Regions from separate parts of the Homo sapiens genome. Here region 1 is linked to region 2. Evidence: chromatin loops called from intact Hi-C (ENCODE). Cell type or tissue: PC-3. All regions are shown on one strand. Links, peaks and the distances in the headings refer to the core of each region. The heading gives the core; the rest is flanking DNA. Region 1 overlaps SH3PXD2B (SH3 and PX domains 2B). Region 2 overlaps STK10 (serine/threonine kinase 10).

Region 1 (9,946 bases), core at 817-8,816, 260 kb before region 2:
GAAAGTGGTCTGGTGATGGTTGGACAACCTTGTGAATATACTAAAAACCAGTAAATTGTATACCTTAAAAGGATGGGTTTTGTTTGTTTGTTTTGTTTTGTTTTTGAGACAGAGTCTCGGTCTGTCTCCCAGGCTGGAGTGCAGTGGCATGATCTCGGCTCACTGCAGCCTCCACCTCCCAGGTTCAAGCGATTCTCCTGCCTCAGCCTCCTGAGTAGCTGGGATTACAGGTGCCCACCACCACACCTGGCTCATTTTTGTATTTTTAGTAGAGATGAGGTTTTGCCATGTTGGCCAGGCTGGTCTCCAACTCCTGACCTCAGGTGATCTGCCTGCCCCAGGCCTCCCAAAGTGCTGGGATTACAGGCGTGAACCACCGCTCCTGGCCTAAAGGATGAGTTTTATGGTTTGTCAATTATATCTCAGTTTTTTAAAAGTTAGTTCGATCTGGGTTCCAATTCTAGCTGTGCTACTTGCTAGCTGTGTGACCTTGAGCAAATTACTTAGCCTCTCTGTTCCTCGTCTGTAAAATGGGAATAAGAATAATACTTATTTCCTGGGATCGTTGTGAGTATTGAATGAGTGAACTACAAATGCCTAGCAGGGTGCCGGCACTGGGTCTAGCACCATTTAATAATATTAGCTAATGCTACTGTTGCCACAATGTCCATCCCAACCCAACCACTGCAAACTTCATTACTCATGAGATAACTTAAAGTGCTTTGTAAGCCCTAATTTGTAATGCTGCATTTGTGATACAGTTGCTTTCCCCACTCCCCCCACCAAGATGGAGTCTTGCTCTGTCACCCAGGCTAGAGTGCAGTGGCACGATCTCGGCTCACTGCACCTCCACCTCCCAGGTTCAATTGATTCTCCTGTCTCAGCTTCCCGAGTAGCTGGGACCACAGGCATGTGCCATCATGCCCAGCTAATTTTTGTATTTTTAGTAGAGATGGGATTTCACCATGTTGGCCAGGCTGGTCTCAAACTCCTGACCTCAGGTGATCCACCCGCCTCAGCCTCCCAAAGTGCTGGGATTACAGGCGTGAAGCACCATGCCTGGCCGATACAGTTGCATTTATAAACTCTGACACGGGTGACGACGGTAAGGGACTCACTATTCATTATTCCCTGTGAATTCTAGCCCATAGTAGTGTCCCCTCTCACCACTTGGGAGGTGCACTGTGTTCACTGCTGTCCAAACTTCTGCCCAGTTTTAATGTGTTCCCTGTACACTTACTGCCAAGCACTTTCTGCCCCATGTCTATGGCTTAGGGGACCCCAAGAAATGGGGCAGGGACCTCTGCTGTGCCTGATGAGGTAGGCATCAGGCTCAGTGCAGTGTGAGGACCTAACTCCTATTTTCAAACTGCAATCCCCTTCGGCTCCTCCCCAGGGCTTCCAGTCTACAAATAAATGGAGACACTGGTCCCCAGGGCACCAGAGCACTTATCAGGCAAAGGGGGAAAATTAAGAGAAGTTCTTTCTCTTTGAAGAAGTCAGGGTTCCTCTAGTTGGCCTGGATTTTATTCATTCACTGATGATGTTGTGGGGGGTGGAGAATCTCAGTTTCCCGGCAGAATAACTCACGTCAATACATGGCAAGTACTGACTCGTTACTCTTCCCACCCCCTTTCTTTCCTGTACAGGGAGCACATTGGGAAAAAGAAATCTGGTAAGAATATTTTCTATTTTCTTCTCTTCGTTCAGTTTTCGGCAAACTCCAGCCGAGCACCAACTGTGCACCAGGCTCTGGGTTCCATGCTGAGGATACAGTGATGTGGATGGGTGGATGGTTGGCAGGAGGGAGGGAAGGGAAGGAGGGGTGGCTGAACTGGTGGAGGGATGGATGGATGGATGGATGGATGGATGGATGGATGGATGCTTGATTGATTGGTTGATACCCCATCCCATTTCCCAAAAATAGTATTTGAGGTTGTTTCATCCAATATACCAAAAAACTGCCAAGTGGTTGAGACTTGGAGTCTTTCTCAGAGAATGCCTTCATGGAGAAGGGGAGGCAGACTTCTTCCTAGCCATGCTATCGGGAGTTAAATGCCTTTGTTCCACTTTATACAGAGCAATATGGTAGCTGAGAGCTAAGAGCATTCTTCTCAGGTGTGATAAGGGATCGGAAAGGAGGGACCCTGGGTCTTGATGAAGGATCAGAAGGTTTCCATAGAATGAGGGGCATCCCGGGCTGAGGGGATCGCCAGGCACAGGCTGGGAAGCAGGAATGTGCGGTAGATTTGGGCCATGTCCATTTGACATCCTTGGCGCCAGACCCCAGCCCTTTTTGGGCAATGACAGATGCAGCGTCAAGCGACTCCCGTCCCTATTGCCATTCTCCCTAAAATACATTATATTCCCTCCTAATAAGCTTTCCATTTCCTGGATGACACAACTCTTCTCTCAGAAGCAATTATGGAGAAAGAGAAGGTGGGAAATTGCGTATGCACAGAGGAATAATTGAGCTCTCCCCTGGGGTTTATACATTTATATAAACAGTGGCCCAACTTTTTCTTCCTGCCACCCAAGATCATCCTCCACATCTGCAAAGGCCCCGGCCCATACCTTACCTGGAGCCAATGTGGACTTCGGAACTTCCAGAATCCAGCGCTCTTTAATTTCCTAGGGTGCCAGGAGGTTTGAAGGGGTTGATGAGGATCAGGGGTGCGAACAGAGATCCTAGAAGTGAAAAAGGATACCCCCTCTCATGGGCCTCAGTTTCCTTATCTGTAAACTGGGGTTGATATAGCAATCTGCCTTGTGGGATTATTATAGGATTTATAATCATATTTGTAAGGCACCTAGAATAGTGCCTGGCACATTGTCAGTAATGTATGCTTGATGCCGTTTTTATTACTACTACTGTTACTTAAAATACATGGGTGCCCCTGACCAGCAGTAGTATATTAGTTCATTCTCACACTTCTGTAAAGAAATACCTGTGACTGGATAATTTATAAAGAAAAGAGGTTTCATTGGCTCATCGTTCTGCAGGCTGTACGGGAAGCACAGTGGCTTCTGCTCAGCTTCTGGGGAGGCCTCCGGGAGCTTTCCATCATGATGGAAGGCAAAGGTGGAGCAAGCAGTTTTTATATGGCAGGAGCAGGACCAAGAGAGAGAGGGGCAGTGCTACACACTTTTAAACAACCAGATCTCCTGAGAACTCCATCTCGAGACAGCACCAAAGGGATGGAGCTGAACCATTCATGAAGGACCCACCCCCATGATCCAATCACCTCCCACCAGCCCCCACCTCCAACATTGGGGATTACAGTTCGACATGAGATTTGGGTGGGGACGCAGATCCAAACCATATCAAGTAGAAATTCCAAATTCAAAAGCTCCAGTACCTTTGCTGCCCCTGGGTACGGGCCCTGTGGTCAACTTCACAGGCCCCACAGTCATTCTCTCTGCCTCAGGGAATGGCGTCGAGAATTAACTTCAGCCTTTTCCCAACCAGTCCATTTATAGCTCCTCTTTCTAGTTTAATAGGTACTGGCCAGAGCCATGGCATCCTGCTAAAGCTGCAAATAGTTCCCGAGCCCCGGGGATAATTATATGTTTCTCAGAAAAGAGCAGAGAGAAGAGGAGCTGCCACTCTTGGGCTGGCAGAGTTTCTGGTTTCGAGTATGCAGAGACTTTCCCTAGAAGGAATGGGTGTGGGAGGGTAGAGAAGAGAGGAAAGAGACAGCTCTGGTTTGTGACAAACACAAATGTCCAGTCGGAACGGGCTTGATGAGGGGATTTGTCTGGAAAAGGGAGAAAAAGCTCTAATTTGTGGTGACTGCTGTTACGTCATTCACCTGAAATGATGGGGATGGATTTATTTATAGTTCAACTGGTTGGAAAATAGCATCTTTCTTCATTCAAACTAAGAATCCAAGCTGGGATTAGCCTTATATCTTATGTGACCTTTGAACACTTCCTTTATTTTAGAATAAGCCTTTTGGATTGAATTTTGAAGGGATCTAACATTGACAGACTAACTCCTGAGATTTCTACACCAAAACTCTGCTTTGGAGAAGGCTTATCTGCCTCTGGCGTTTCCCAGTCATGGCTGGCTGGCTGGCTCCTACAGACTTTGGCTAATGTGGTCTCAAATTCTGCTCATCCTGCAGAAAATGAATCTTCTCACTAAAAGTCAAGAGATCATGCAATTATTTGAGGAACATATTTCTTCCTGATTTTTCTAACCTTTACTTAAAAGCATTCTTTGTTTACTGACTCTTTCAGCAAGATTGACAGTATAGTGAATTTTTGGAAGGAAAATCCCCTTTACCCTTCATCTTAAAAATTCAAGACATGTCATCATGAAGAAAAAATATGCCCAAACAGAAAACTTCTGTGGTAGATAAGGCACTGTACCTCTTGAGAGTATTTTATAACACTTGATAATAAAAATCACCCTTCCAATGTCAGACTTTCCTCTTTCTCATCCCCTCTTCTCTCATATTTCCTGCTGGGCCACAAAAGTGATAATCCTTGCCTAGGAATCCTTTGATTTCACACTTGGCAACTCCTAGAATTTAGCTTTAGTTGCCTGCCGCAACATTTAGAGATTGCAATTATTATGGCATTATAGAGCTTGGCTGCAATATCACGCTCCACCAGTAGGTGTCTTCACTTAACAACTAAACGTCCTGAAGCCTAAGTGGAGACTCCTGGTAGATCAAATGAATGAACCTTTTTTCATCAGTTTCAATAAGTTGAGTGCTCTGAGTGAAATGAAGCAACTTGCTCTGAAAGAACTGGTGCTGAAAAAGCAACTCCATGCATTCTCTGAACCACTTCATGGCAGAGAACTACAGTCTAAGCTACTGCCATGGAAAAACAGCAAGGAGATTGTAGTCTTGGACCTGGCCCCAGAGCAAGTCTTGGAGGAAGTGCCAGCCCTGAGCCCTGTGCCACTCCGGGGTGTGCTCCAGCCAACCCAGAGTCACAGCCCAGAGCGCTCTCCCCTCCTCATTTCCTGGCTCTCTGTCTTGCTTATAGCAAATCTCATGATTCCTTGGTTCTGTCATTCTGTCACTGCTCATAGTTTTGCCAAATCCCATTGGCACACTGGTTAGGAGGGTTAGTGCAGAAACGCCCAGCGCATTCATCAGAGTCCTGAAAATTGTATGTGGTGCAACTGTGCCACCATCAGGTGTTAAAACTGGGTGGCAAAAGTTGAGCTTCTTGGACAGAGTAAACCTGACTTAACTGGATCTTCACTTAACTGAAGCCTTCTTTCTACTTATAGTCAAGAAGGAGTCATCTTTAATTTATAAGATTATAAATTTATAAGGATGCCTGGAGCCTTGTGTAGAGGAGGAAGGGTTTCTAGAAGTCTTCATTTATCCTGTGTTCATTCATCCCACAAATGTCTGTTGTACACCTGTGCTGGATGCTGAATGAACAAGACAGGTACAGTTATTCATTCAATATTTATTTAATGTATAATTAATTTATAATTTATTTAAACACCTACTAGGTGCTTAATAAATACTAAATGAGTAACTATCTGTACCTGGTAGTGCTCTGGGTCCCCAGGTGGAAACCATTCTCACAGTCTGGTAGCAAAGAGACCTGTATAAACAAAACGAAATGTGAAGGAAGGCATTTGAATGCTCCCTGAGATAGGAAGTCATTAAAGCTGGGGCGGGGTGGGGAGGGGTTGGGGTTTTTTTGTTAGTTTGTTTGTTTTTTGAGATGAAGTCTCACTCTGTTGCCCAAGCTGGAGTTCAGTGGTGCGATCTCGGCTCACTGCAACCTCCACCTCCCGGGTTCAAGCAATTCTTCTGCCTCAGCCTCCCGAGTAGCTGGGACTACAGGCACACACCACCATGCCTGGCTAATTTTTGCATGTTTAGTACAGACGGGATTTCATTATGTTGGCCAGGCTGGTCTCAAACTCCTGACCTCATGATCCGCCCACCTCGGCCTCCCAAAGTGCTGGGATTACAGGCGTGAGCCACTGCGCCCGGCAAAGCTGAGTTTTAAACTGTTCCTTCCTTCATTCAGACACTTACTGAGCCCTAGTAAGAAGCCACCCATGTTCTAGGCCAGGGGTTGACAAACTTTCTCTAAAGGGTCAGACAGTGAATATGTTAGCCTTTATAGGCCACATACAGTCTCTATCACTACTACCACCAATAATAATAATAATTCTTTCTCATTTTCTCATTCCTCTTCTCCTTCTTTACAGCTCTTAAAAAATATTTAAAAAAAAAACAAAACAAACAAAACAAAACAAAACAAAAAAAATACATAAAAACATTCAACCAGGCGTGGTGGTTTACACCTGTAATCCCAGCAGTTTGGGAGGCCAAGGTGGGCAGATCACCTGAGGTCAGGAGTTCGAGACCAGCCTGGCAAGCATGGCGAAACCCTGTCTCTACTAAAAATACAAAAATTAGCCAGGCATGGTGGTGCATGCCTGTAATCCCACCTACTCAGGAGGCTGAGGCAGGAGAATTGCTTGAACCCAGGAGGCAGTGGTTGCAGTGAACCGAGATTGCACCATTGTACTCCAGCCTGGGCAACAAGAGCAAAACTCCGTCTCAAAAATATATATATATATATTTTTTTTTATATTATATATTTAAAAACATATATATATACTATATATTATGTATTATAAAAATGTATTTTATATATTTAATATACATATTATATATGTGTATTATATATTAAATATATATGTATATTATATATTAAATATATATATATTACATATATTAAATATATATTTTATATATATATAATATATATATATTTTATATATATAACATATATATTTTATATATATATAATATATATATTTTATATATATAACATATATATTATATATATATATAACATATATATTATATATATAACATATTTTATATATATATATAACATATTTTATATATATATAATATATATATATTTTATATATATATATAATATATATATATTTTATATATATATATATAATATATATATATTTTATATATATATATAATATATATATATATAAGCATTCTTAGCTCCCCTTGCACCAAAACATATCACAGGCCTACGAGCCGTTAGGCAGTATGAATATAGCAGTGAACAAGAGACTGTCCCTGCCCTTGTGGCACTTCTATTCTAGAGTAGAAAAGTAAACAAGGAGACAAGTAAATATACAGAACCTATGACAGTTTTTGAAAGCACTGTGGAAGAAATAAAACTGAATGAGGCAGTGCAAGGCAGGCAGGGAAGGTCTCATTGATAAGATGCCACTTGAGCAGGAACCTGAAGGAAAGGAGAGCAAAGGCTATGCACATATCTGGAGAAGACTGTCCCTAGCAGAGGGAACAGCAAATGCAAAATTCCCTGCAGTAGAAACAGGCTTTGCATGAGAAGGACTGGCAAGGATGCTACTGGTCAGAGCCTAGCAACCAAAGATATAAGTGAATTAGGTTTGACTGCAAGTAGCAGAAAATCCAAAATAATTGTGACTTAAACAATTGAACTTTTTTCTTCTTAGTTCAAATCCCAAAGATAGTCCAGGAGTGATAGATTGTTCAATGGTAGCAGGGACCCAGGCCCCCATCTTGCTGCTCTGCCATGCAACACCAGCATTCCCAAGGTTGCTTATGACCCAAGATGGCTGCTGCAGCACCAGCCATCACATTGACATTTCAACCAGTAGTAATGAGGAAAGGGTGATGCAGAGCCAGTTACCTCCTGTAAGGACTCTTACCAAGCACATGTGCACAATTCCACACTTATATCCCATTGTCTGGGGCTTCGTTACATGACCACTCCCAACTATAAAGGAGTCTTATTCCAAGTGGCCCTGTGCCCTGCCAAAACTCAGGAATTCTATTACTATAGAAGAAATAGAGGATGGGGGATAAGTAACCATCTGCGCCACATTGGGGAGAGTGAAGGAGATAAGGTCTAATAAGGTATCAAAAGGCCAGGCGCAGTGGCTCACAACTGTAATCCCAGCACTTTGGGAGGCTGAGGCAAGTGGATTGGTTGAGCCCAGGAGTTCAAGACCAGTCCGGGCAACATGGTGAAACCCCAAATCTATTTGAAAAAAAAAAAAAAAACTGATGAGAGGGGGATTAGACAGGGCCCTGTAGGCCACAGAGGGTTTTCACAAGTGAGGTAAGGACCATCACAGGGACTTCACCTTTGAGAAACATGTTCTGACACATCTTTTAAAAGGATCACTCTAGCTGCTATATTGAAAACAGATGGCAGCCGGGCGCAGTGGCTCAAGCCTGTAATCCCAGCACTTTGGGAGGCCGAGGCAGGCGGATCACTTGAGGTCAAGAGTTCGAGACCAGCCTGGCCAACATGGGTGAGACCCCATCTCTACTAAAAATACGAAAATTAGCTGTGTGTGGTGGTGCATGCCTGTAGTCCCAGTTACTCGGGAGGCTGAGGCGAGAGAATCGCCTGAGCCCTGGGGGCAGAGGTTGCAGTGAGCTGAGATCGTGCCACTGTACTCCAGCCTGGGCGATGGGGCAAGACTCTGTCCCCAAAAAAAAAAAAAAAAAAAAATGGCCGGGCACGATGGCTCACACCTATAATCCCAGCACTTTGGGAGGCCACAGCGGGCAGATCTCCAGGTCAGGAGATCAAGACCACCCTTGCCAACATGGTGAAACCCCATCTCTACTAAAATACAAAAAAATTAGCCAGGTGTGGTGGCATGTGCCTGTAGTCCCAGCTACTCAGGAGGCTGAGGCAGGAGAATCACTTGCACCCGGGAGGCAGAGAGTGCAGTGAGCCGAGATTGCACCGCTGCACTTCAGCCTGGCAACAGAGCAAGACTTCGTCTCAAAAAAATAAATAAATAAAATAAAATAAAATAAATAAATAAATAAATTGCAGGGTCAAGGCTGGTACCAGGGACCAGTTAGGAGGCTAAGAATAGGTGGTTCCCACTGAAATAAGAAGGAGAGGTTGAGACATCCCAGGCAGAGAAAATAGCCTCTGCAAAGGCACCTTTGTGCTTTGCAGGTGCACCAGGGATGAAGTGGCCAAAAGACAAGATCAGAAGGCAAGCCGAGCCCATGGCAGGTGCTGAGCAGGGAGTGGCATGATCAGAGTAGCATTTTTGAGCAAGCATTCTGGCTGCTGTATGGAGGGCAGACTGGAGGGGCAGGACAGAGACCAGTTACAGGATCTGCCTCCCCTCCCCTCCCCTGGCCCCAGGGAAGCCCCTCTCAGACCCTGGGGCAGAGGGTGTGGCTCCATGAGGACATGGTGAAGCCAGGTGATGGAGCACTGCACAGAAAATCTGTGTGAAACCTGCGGCTCTGTGAGGAAATCCTCACAGCCACTCCCTGACCCCACACCAGCCAACGACTGCCTGCCTGGAAGACGTGGGCATGTCTCTTTGAGCATTAACCTGGGCAGCAGGTGCAGGCACCAACCTGGCTGTGAAGTGGGTGCTTTTTCTCTTTCCTTTCCAGTTCTTTCTGTCAAGCTGAGGCACAGGGAAACACACTTACCTGGTCCAGCTCACCTGAGGGCCCAGACAGAAGGGAAACTGCAATCCTGGGGTTTTGAGCCCTCGGGCAGGCTGTATCCTGGGGTAGATGCTGGATTGGATTCAGAGAAGAGTGAGTCTAGTGACCAGGACACAGGTAGTCAAGAATCTTCAAAAGCCAGCATCCTACATTCATTCATTCACTGGACAGCACCTTCAAAGAGCTAGTAAGTGCCAGGTGGTTCAGAGGCAGTCAAGGCCACTGCCCTCAAGAAGCTCATTGTTAATGGGGCCAGCAGGAAGGGGACGTGAAGCAGCCCACTCTCAGGCCACTGCTCACGTGGCTGGGCTGGCTTGGGGGAACTGTCATCTTGAGTCTAGAAAAAGTCGGCCCTGCCACCTGACCTCGGGGGAAGTGGAGGATGAGGAGAGGGCTGGAAATAGCAGACAAGCCTTGAGACACCCAGAGATGTCAGACTG
Region 2 (9,946 bases), core at 614-8,613:
AGCTTCCCATTCTTACCCTGGAGGCCCAGGGGAGCCGCCTGCCAGAGTCATCAGCAGAGCCAGGCTCTACCTGGGTTTCCTGCTTCTGCACCTCACTTGCAGCACCTGTTGGTCCCACTTCAGGAGGCTGAGGGCCCCCTGTCCCCTCTTGCTGGCCAGACTGTCCCCTGATATAGCAACTGCTGTCCAGTTAGCACTAACCGGGGCTCAGAAGCCAGCTTTCCTGACCACTCCCAGGAGGTGCCGGGGGGTCTTAGTTCAGCCTCAGCCTTGCCCCAGCCTGAAAAAGGCTGGACTGGCTCATGGGCCGGTGAAAGAATCACCATCTTCTCGCTTTTGCCACGAGTGGACCTTGCATCACAGTGCTTTGCGTTTGTCATTTAATCCTCAGGAAAACCTGCGCAATGGTTCTGTGCTATCACCCCCGTGTCACAGATGGGGAAACTGAGGCTCAGAGGCTTTGTAACTGCCCTGCCCGTCTCCTGCCTTATCTGCTTCCACCCCCGGCCCCCTCCTTCCGGCCAGGCTGTGTCCTGTCCCCGCTGGTCCCTCCAGCCTGCTGTTTCCTGCCTCCCAGTCTGTTTGCAGTTTTCTCTGCCTGGAAATACCTCCCCCAGATCCTGAGTTTGTGTCTAAAGTAGCTCCCCACCCTGCACCCCAGCACTGTGTTCTTCTCCCTGCCTTCTCAGCCCTGGGCCCTTCTCGCTGCCAGGCATTCCGGGGGTTTTGCCAGGTGCCTGTCGCCACCACGGGAATAACATGTGGCATGTCAGGCAGGACTTGGTTGCTTTCATCTCTGTGCCTAGAACAGTGTCGGGCACATAATAGATGTGCAGTTAGTGTATGCTGAATAAAACTGTCCTTCCTCCAAAGCCCCCAGCCCTCCCTCCATGACCGTCCCCTCGAGGTCACACCCCCTACTGTGCACTCTTGAGTAGCCCCGGTCCTGTCTTCCCAACACTTTCCATGTTAGGAGTAGATGTTTGTTTATTTGCTTACTCTCTGCTCCCCCAACTAAACTGTGGATTCCCCGAGGGTCCTCATTGTATTCTCTGATCCCGGCTAGTGTCTCGCTCCTGATGGAGCCTGGTGAGCACCTGAATGAATGGGTGAGTGGACAGTGAAGCAGAAGAGCAGAGGCTGGAACCAAGTTCTCCCGTATTCAGGCCCAGCCTCTTGGCATTGTGCTGCCTCCTTGTTTCACGTTGCAAGTCTGAAAGGAGCTCCTGGATACAGCTCATTTCAAGACCAGGCACTGGTGCCCGGGGTGGCCTGAAGTTGTCATAATGCTGCAGCTTCTTGGGATGAATCGTCCAAAGGCAGCCATCATCTAGCAGGGGACACCCCTCATAAATTCCATTCAGGGAGTTTCAAATGGAGCATCCCGGGTTCTCTCAAAGTGTTGTTTCATCCTGAATCTATTTTTCAGTCAAGATGAAACTTCACCACAGAAGGCAGGAGCCCTGGAGAAAATTTCTCTTGGTAGCGCTGAATTCTTCTCTTAGCAGCGGGTGTGTGAGGAAAGACTGAGAGTGTTGGAATGCATGTAAAGATACATCTTATTGGCCGGTCCTGGTGCCTCACGCCTGTAATCCTAGCACTTTCGGAGGCCAAGGCAGGAGGATTGCTTGAGCCCAGGGTTCAAGACCAGCCTGGGCAACATAGAGACTCCATCTCTACAAAAAATACAAAAATTAGCCGGGTGTGGTGGCATACACCTGTAGTCTCAGCTACTCGGGAGGATTGCTTGAGCCTGGGAGGTTGAGGCTGCAGTGAGCCATGATTGTGCCACTGCACTCCAGCTTGGGTGACAGAGTGGACTCTGTCATGAAAAAAAAAAAAAAGTGTTCATTTATTTTTGCTAGTCCTGCAAATAATACACTTTATCATAGCAAAGGTGTGGAAGTCTCACCACCCACACACAGCCATTTAAGTAGTGTGGTATATTTCCTCCAAGTCAGTTCAGTGTGTATTTTTCCCCTTTTTGGAGTGAGAGGGGCATGATTCTGACCAGACAGTATATTCAACTGTGTATCCCCCTTCTCCCCACTTAACCTTTTACAGTAATATAAATAGTAATCAGTAAGGCCGGGCGCAGTGGCTCACGCCTATAATCCCAGCACTTTGGAAGGCCAAGGCTGGTGGACCACCTGAGGTTAGGAGTTCAAGACAAGCCTGGGCAACGTGGTGAAACTCCATCTCTACTAAAAATACAAAAATTAGCTGGGCATGTCGGCACATGCCTGTAATGTCATCTACTTGGGAGGCTGAGGCACAAGAATCGCTGGAACCCGGGAGGTGGAGGTTACAGTGAGCCAAGATTGCGCCACTGCACTCCAGCCTGGGTGACAGAGCAAGACTCCATCTCAAAAAAATAATAATAAATTAATAAATAGTAATAAATACCGCCCAGGTTGGAGTGCAGTGGCACAATCCTGGCTCACTGCAGCCTCTGCCTCCTGGGTTCAAGTGATTCTCCCACCTCAGCCTCCCAAGTAATTGGGACTGCAGGGACATGCCACCACACCTGGCTAATTTTTTTTTTTTTTTTTTTTTTGAGACAGTCTCACTCTATTGCCTGGGCTGGAGCGCAGTGGTGCGATTGCAGCTCCCTGCAGCCTCCACCTCCCGGGTTCAAGCGATTTTTGTGCCTCAGCCCCCCAAGTATCTGGGATTACAGGCGTCCACCACCACACCTGGCTAATTTTTGTATTTTTAGTAGAGACTGGGTTTTGCCACGTTGGCCAGGTTGATCTCCAACTCCCAGCCTCAAGCGATCTGCCTGTTTCAGCCTCCCAAAGTACTGGGATTACAGGCGTGAGCCACCCTGCCTGGCCTCCATTTTTCTTAATCTATATAAAAAGTTTTAAAATCACTGCCTGATAGCCAAGCAATTATGGTTGTTTTCAGTGTGTCACTATTATTATAATTTTATAATGGCACTGTTATTATAATGGGATTTTGATTAACATCATTATGCATTTTTTTAAATTTAAGACTGTTTCATTAGGGCAGAGTCCTGGATTTGGAATTACTGGATTAAAATGGTATGGGTATTTTAAAGGTTCTTGCTATTTATTGCCAAATTGCTTTCCTGAAGGCTGCTGCCAGTGCAGGCTCTCGTTAGTAGAGAGGAAAGTGTTCATCTCGGTACTTCCTCTCAGCAGCAGATAGTCTTACATTTTTAATGCTTTCTAATTTGCTAGATAGAAAATGGCATCTGTTAGTCGACTTGGAATGTGTACCCCTGAGTCCACATCCCCGGCTTTTACCCCAGGGCTATGGGTGGAAAACGCTAGCTGAGATTTTGTCTTGCAGCTGACTTTGGTGTGTCTGCCAAGAATCTGAAGACTCTACAGAAACGAGATTCCTTCATCGGCACGCCTTACTGGTGAGTCGTGTAGCTTCTGGAAATGGAATGGACTGGATGTAAAAACTCTCCAAGGTGACCACCAGGCGCTTTAGACAGAGAGGGGCCGGAAGACAAGGGCTACACGCCCTGCCTCGTGGCTTACTAGCTGTGTGACCTTGGACAAGCTGTTTAGCTTTCCCGTGCGTCAGTTTCTTCATCCATAAAATTAGGGATATAATGGCCCCTACTTAATAAGGCTACTGTGAGAATGAAATGAAATGGTGCACATAGAAGGCACTCCATTAATAACTGAACTAGAATCCATAAAACAGGATTCAGTTCGTGATTTATTCGCCACGTATGTATTGAGGGCCGGGGATGGGGACCGTGAAGGTGAACAGTACAAGTTCAATTCCTACCGTCATGTGAAGTCTCCCTGGACTTCTGTAGTCTGTCGTGTTTCCTTCTTTTCCAGAACTATTACTTTAAAAGCAAAACACTGTCACTCAATTTCACGCCTGACTACTCTCTGTTTGCCGTGTTTCCAATTTTTTCATGTGCATTACTTGCCATTGTGTAGTTTGGGCTCCTTTCTTGCTTGCTTGTTACTCACCCTTGCTCTCTCTCTCCCCCCTTTTATACCTGTTTCTCCTCTCTGTGCTGGTGTCTTCTCGCCCACCCACCTCCACGCCCCTTTTTTTTTGCTCCGCACCTTCCCCTCCGCTCCCACCCGCCCCCTCCCCAGGACTCTGTGTTCCGGGTTGCTGCTGCCATCTCGCGGTAGGCATCGGAACTGCAGCAGGACGTGGCGGGGAGCCGCGTGGAGGCGTTTTTCTGTGGAAGAGCGTCCTAAGGAAGACAGTGGGATGCAAAGTCACGCAGATCATGATTCGGGAGTGCTGCCAACCCCGACAGTGGCTCGTGGTGGCCCTTGACCCTGAATGTCCAAGAAGCACCTGTAAAGGCCAGATTCTTAGCCCTATGTTGTCCCTTGGTTGGTTCAGGATGGCCCCCGAGGTGGTCATGTGTGAGACCATGAAAGACACGCCCTACGACTACAAAGCCGACATCTGGTCCCTGGGCATCACGCTGATTGAGATGGCCCAGATCGAGCCGCCACACCACGAGCTCAACCCCATGCGGGTCCTGCTAAAGATCGCCAAGTCGGACCCTCCCACGCTGCTCACGCCCTCTAAGTGGTGAGGGGCAGGGGCAGGGCCACCTGCCGGGGTGCCTGCGCCGGGATTAGGGCTGGAATATGTGGTGGACGGGGCTGGGGAGGTGCAGTGGTAGCGTTCTCCTGGTGCTGCTAGCTCCAAAGGAGAGGTTGGGGCCTGGGGGTCTTCAGGCGTTTCTGAGCCCCCCCGGGCCCTTCGTGCCTCTTTTTCCCTTTGTGTTCCTTTTTTTTTTTTTTTTTGAGATAGGGTCTCACTCTTTTGCCCAGGCTGGAGTACAGTGGTGCAGTCATAGCTCACTGCAACCTCGACCTCCTAGGCTCAAGAGATCCTCACACCTCAGCCTCCCTTGTAGCCGAGAGTACAGGCACCCACCACCATGCCTGGCTAATTTTCTGTAGAGACAAGGTCTCCTATGTTGCCCAGGCTGGTCTTGAACTCCTGGCCTCAAGGGATCCGTCTGCCTCGGCCTCCCAAAGTGCTGGAATTACAGGCGTGAGCTACCGTGCTGCCTCTGTGCACTTGACATGAGATCTTCACCAGAGCAAACCAAGTCACCCAAATAAGCTGGCTCCCACTGGGGAACAGGAGCCCCAGCTGAGCCGCAGGAGCCACATGGCACACCCTGGGCGGGACATCGGGGGCCTGGGTTCAAATCCCGGCACTGCTGAGTCTCCTCACTGCGTGGCCTGGGCACGTCCCTGCTCCTCGCCGATGTCTGGGTCCCCATCTGGACAGTGGTGTCCATGATGAAAAGGGCGTCGTGTAGGCCCTGTCACTGTTTTAGCTTGTGAAAGTTTCCTCTGTCCTTTGAGGGGCATGATTGGGACAGTGGAGTCTGTGACGTGGGGGGCTTCTCTCTGCTCTTGCCTCCTCCATGCTTACCTCTGACGCCTGTCCTCCCAGGTCTGTAGAGTTCCGTGACTTCCTGAAGATAGCCCTGGATAAGAACCCAGAAACCCGACCCAGTGCCGCGCAGCTGCTGGAGGTGAGTGGATTCCCCTCCCACTCTGCTCCCTGAAGGGTGGAGCCTAATGAACTCACCAGTGACCTGGACGCTGGGCATGTTCTCACCCCGCCCAGGGAACAGCATGGACAGCTGTTTGTCCATCAGCGGGTATTCCCCAGGCACCTCCTGAATGCCAGCTCTGTGTTGGGAGTGCCTTGGGGAACGAAGCCACCCAGACCTTGTCCTCATGGAGCGTGTGTTCCAGTGGGGATACAGGTGGCAAATAAGCAAGTATGTGTGCGTGGCAGGGGGTGGCCAGTGCCACGGAAGGAGATCCACAGTGCAGGGGTGGGGCGCCTGGGATCAGCTGTTGTCTTGTAAGGGAGGATAAGGAAGGGTTCTCTGGGTGAGCAGATGTCCACAGGAAGGGAAGGAGCAAGGCCAGTGGCCCAGAGGGAGAGGAGGCAAACGCCTGGGACAGCAGCATGTTCCACACATGCTGGGAAGAGCCAGGGGGTGGGGGTGGGAGGTGGGGGAGCAGGAGCACAGGGGCCAGGGGAGGGGAGACGAGAGCGGAGAGGCACTGGGGCGTCTGTCCCAAGGCTCGATGGTTCCCTAGGAGAACACCTGGCCTCAGCATATTCTCTCCCCACAGGAGACTTAGGACAGCAAAAGCACAGAGAGAACTCAGCCCAAGGAGGAGGTGTGTGGGAAAAGGTCTTGGGAGCCAGGTGCAAGCTTCCAGAGCCCTCTCCCAGTACAGTCACCAGGACAGCTTAATTCTCTGTGCTGTCCACCACGGAAGCCCCTTAGGGTTTTTAGTGGGTAGTGGTCACATAAGCACCCCCTGCCTGGCACAGACCAGAGTTCCAGACTCTAGAAGGAAAGGAGGTATTCCACCTAAGCCATATTGTTTGCAGAACAGTTTAGGCAGAGCGGGCCACTCTTATTAGTTAATGGTGGGAGCCCTCTCCTAGTTTGCAGAGACCAGCTGAGGATCCAACCTTGTTAGCGGCCCTTTCTGAAGCTTGCTGTGTTATTTTCTGCACACAGGGTCCTGCAGGGCCTTGCAAGCCAGAGCCAGGTCCTGGGCTTTATCTGTGCATTAGGGGAGACACAGCATCGACATCCATTTACAAGGGTCTTCCTGCCTTCTGGCTGCTGTATGCGGGATCAGGAGACTCTGAGCATCTCATTAGCTGGCTGTACTGCCTTAGAATGGGCAGGTGGATAATGGTTTCCTTGAAGCTTTTTGAACTATTGGAGGGAGCTGTGAGCCACTCTTTGCCTGGGCCCATGCCTCGAGTTAGGGCGTCATGGCTGGAGGCTGGGTGAGGTCGGTGTGTCCACAACAGTGTTCTGAGGGCTGTGCACAGCACTTGCCCGGTCATTTGCAAATCTGCCGACCAGTGTCCCCATGTCACTGCCACTGATGGAAGAGGGGGAGGAATGGGCCTGGGTGATGCAACAGGGCTGCCCTTTCACTGCCGTGTCGGCTCCGGTCCTGCCCTCAGCATGACAGCCTTAGAGGTGCAGTGGCAGGAAGGGGAGGAAGGCGCCACACCAGGCACTTGAGTCTTTGTATTCACCCAGCTTTTCCCAGCTTCCTACTGTGTGCCATGCACTGGGCCTGTGGTCGGCATTCTGAGCCACTGTGCGTCCTTCTGGGGTAGCAGCTTAGTTATTATGAGTGTGAGCTGGGGCGGGAAAGTCCAGGGTTCGACAGCTCTGCCATTTACTGGCTGTGAGCCCCTGGGCAAATGGCTTAACCTCTCTGTGACTTGCTTGTCACTCTGAAATGGGAGTGAATAGCAGCAGTCCCCTTACTGGGTGGTTGTGAGGATTAAATGAAGAGGTACTATGAAGCGCTTAGCTTAACTCTTAAGCACAGTGCTCCAGGAATGCTTGATGCATAGGACTGAGGTATTTATTTTTTTAAAAATGAAAAGAACCAGAATGCAAAATGAGGTCTATCTACTGCCGGGGGTGGGGGGTCACAGTTGTTCCTTTTACATTTCTATAACGTATTTGAAAGCAAATTTCTGGAGTGCCCAAAGGCCTCATTTTCTGGGTATTGTTGGGAGTGGGCTGGGGCCCCCCGAAGTGGGTGGGGTCGAGTGGGGCTGCTGTCACTGTCCAAGCCGCTTGGGGCCAATTGTTTCCTGTAAGAGGCACCTCCTGCCCTGATACATCCGGCCTCCAGGACATTCCACGGAGAGACCAGCTGTCCCCCATCCCCATATGGCAGCTCCGGAGCTGCAGCCTCAGCCAGGAATTTCCGCTCCATACTTGGAAAAAATGTCCTGCCAGAGGATTCTTACCGTCCAGCAGAAAGGGTTGCAGAACAAAGGAGCGATCTCTGGAGATGAATAAAGCACCTTTCACGCCTGTGCTGCTGCTGGCTTCACCCACGCGCCTTTTCCTCTCCAGTGAGAGAGGGTGGGCATGGCATTACCCCCTCGGGAGGACACCGGGATCAGAGCAGGGAGGTGACTGGCCCCAGGCCGCTTGGCTTTGAGTGACAGAGGTGGGCCCAGATCTTGGCTTCCCAGCCCCCACCTCCAGTGCTGTCAGCCTTCAGGGTGTCTACCGGCTTCCAAGAAGTGCCTGGCTCTCACGTCTCCCTGTGTCCCGCCCTGGGCGGAGTGATTCACGCCCCCATTGGTTTGTGATTCATTCATTGACTCCTGCAGACATTCTTTGGGCCTGGACCAACTTGTGGTTAGTAACCAGGCTCTGAAATCAGACATGCCATGCCCCGCCCCCCCCACCCAGAATCTGCATGGTTCTCACTCTGTGCCTCAGTTTCCTCATCTGTAAGATGTAGAGAGTGCTGGCTGCACAGGATTGTGTGAGTGAATGAGATTTTGTATGTAACATTTTTAACATACAGCTGTCACATGTGAGGTGCTGAGTAGATACTGGCTGAATTTGCTCTTAAACCCGTCCACTCTATCACAGCTGCTCTTGTCAAGGTTGTCAGCGGTTTCTGTGCCATGGGTCAGCCTTGGTGTTGGTCTCACTGAACACATCAACAGCACCAGCCCAGTCGATCTCCTCCTCCTGTCGGCACTCGACCTCCAGGCCTCCACACACCCTTGGTCATAAGCCTCTCCTTCTCCGTTGCCTTTGCTCGCCCCCCTTTGCCCCAGCTCATTAGTGTGAGAGTGCACAGGGCCCTCCCTCCATCTCCACGCACCCAGCGTGCAGCACTCCCAGCTCCATGCCTCGGCCCGCGTCCAGCTGTTGACTCCCCGGAGGTCCAGTGGGCATCTCACACTGAACGCTGAGCACTTGGATCTTTTCGCCGACGTGCTCCACCACTGGCTTTCCCATCTCGGCCGATGGCAGCTCCACCCTTCCAGTGGCTCAGGCCCCAAACCATGCAGGCACCCTTGCTCCTCTTTCTTCCACACTCCCTAGCCCACCTATCAGGAAATCCCGTTGTCCCTGCATTCGGTACGTGCCTAGACTTCAGCCTTTCCCACCCCTCCATTGCAGCCACTACCTGGGCCACCACCACCTCTCACTCGGGCTGCTGCCTCCTCGCTGGTCCCCTGCCCTCTCTGTTGGGTCTGGGCTGAGCACAGCAGCCAGAGTGAACCTTCTCAACAGGGGCCAGCTCATGTCCTCCCCGGGCCAAAGCTCCCCAGTGGCTCCCGTTTCACTCTAGGGAAAACCCAGAGTCTCAGGGCCCCTTAGAGTGCTGTGTGATCCGCCCCCCCCACCCTGCTGACCCCCATCGCCCCTCTCGCTCCCACACTCCAGCCTCACTCTTCTCCAGCCTGCCCAGCCGCCTTGCTGTGCTCTGAACACGGCATGTTCCTGCCTCAGGGCCTTGGCACTGGCTGTCCATGCCGCCTGGAATGGCCTTCCTCCGGATCCCTCTGTGACTGACTCTCCCTCTTCAAGTCATTGCTCTAATGTCAGCCTTGTGGTGAGGCCTCCCCCAACCACCCACATGAAATTGCAAACCCACTACACTCCCCACATTCCCAGTCCCCTTTCCCTGCCCTACTTCTTCCTTCTTCCATGGCACATGGCACTCAGGATATAACTTGCCTGCTTATTAGGTTTGTTGTCAAGCTCCCTGCCCGGCATGTCAGTGCCCTGAGGACAGCGTCTTTGTTTTGTTCGCTGATAGGTCCCAGGAACAGTGCCTGGTATATAGAGAGCCCTCAGCAAATATTTGCTAAATAAATTGACTTTTTTTTTTTTTTTTTTGGAGACGGAGTCTCGCTCTGTTGCCAGGCTGAAGTGCAGTGGAGCTATCTTGGCTTACCGCAGCCTCCACCCCCTGGGTTCAAGTGATTCTCCTGTCTCGGCTTCCCAAGTAGTTGGGATTACAGGCATGCACCACCACGCCTGGGTAATTTTTGTGTTTTTAGTAGAGGTGGGGTTTCACCATGTTGGCCAGGCTGGTCTTGAACTCCTGACCTGGGGAGATCTGCTTGCCTCAGCCTCCCAAAG

The links. Hi-C counts contacts between places; a loop is a spot of excess contacts. Peaks named below come from ENCODE experiments on the same cell type or tissue, not always from the same donor. Only the 100,000 strongest peaks of a DNase experiment are listed, where the experiment ranks them.
Region 1: a loop joins it to region 2, with 4 times the contacts of the local background. A loop is called at or near these places in 7 of 110 quality-filtered maps.

Annotation. Positions count from the first base shown.
Region 1 is chr5:172,365,519-172,375,464 of GRCh38, reverse strand. It overlaps SH3PXD2B (SH3 and PX domains 2B), which reads left to right. Exons shown (of 13, transcript NM_001017995.3): 6 at 1,650-1,675. Among named protein-coding and RNA genes, the nearest start is that of SH3PXD2B, 84 kb to the left of the region's middle. RefSeq lists an enhancer at 7,966-8,255. In PC-3, for the core only: a CTCF peak has its summit at 4,625; a DNase peak (open chromatin) is centred at 4,644.
Region 2 is chr5:172,101,225-172,111,170 of GRCh38, reverse strand. STK10 (serine/threonine kinase 10) reads left to right here. Exons shown (of 19, transcript NM_005990.4): 5 at 3,319-3,391; 6 at 4,357-4,551; 7 at 5,434-5,515. Among named protein-coding and RNA genes, the nearest start is that of STK10, 82 kb to the left of the region's middle. RefSeq lists enhancers at 1-83, 8,539-9,325. In PC-3, for the core only: CTCF peaks have their summits at 3,937 and 4,142 (motif pointing left); DNase peaks (open chromatin) are centred at 3,390 and 8,130; H3K4me3 peaks cover 925 bases; H3K27ac peaks cover 1,116 bases.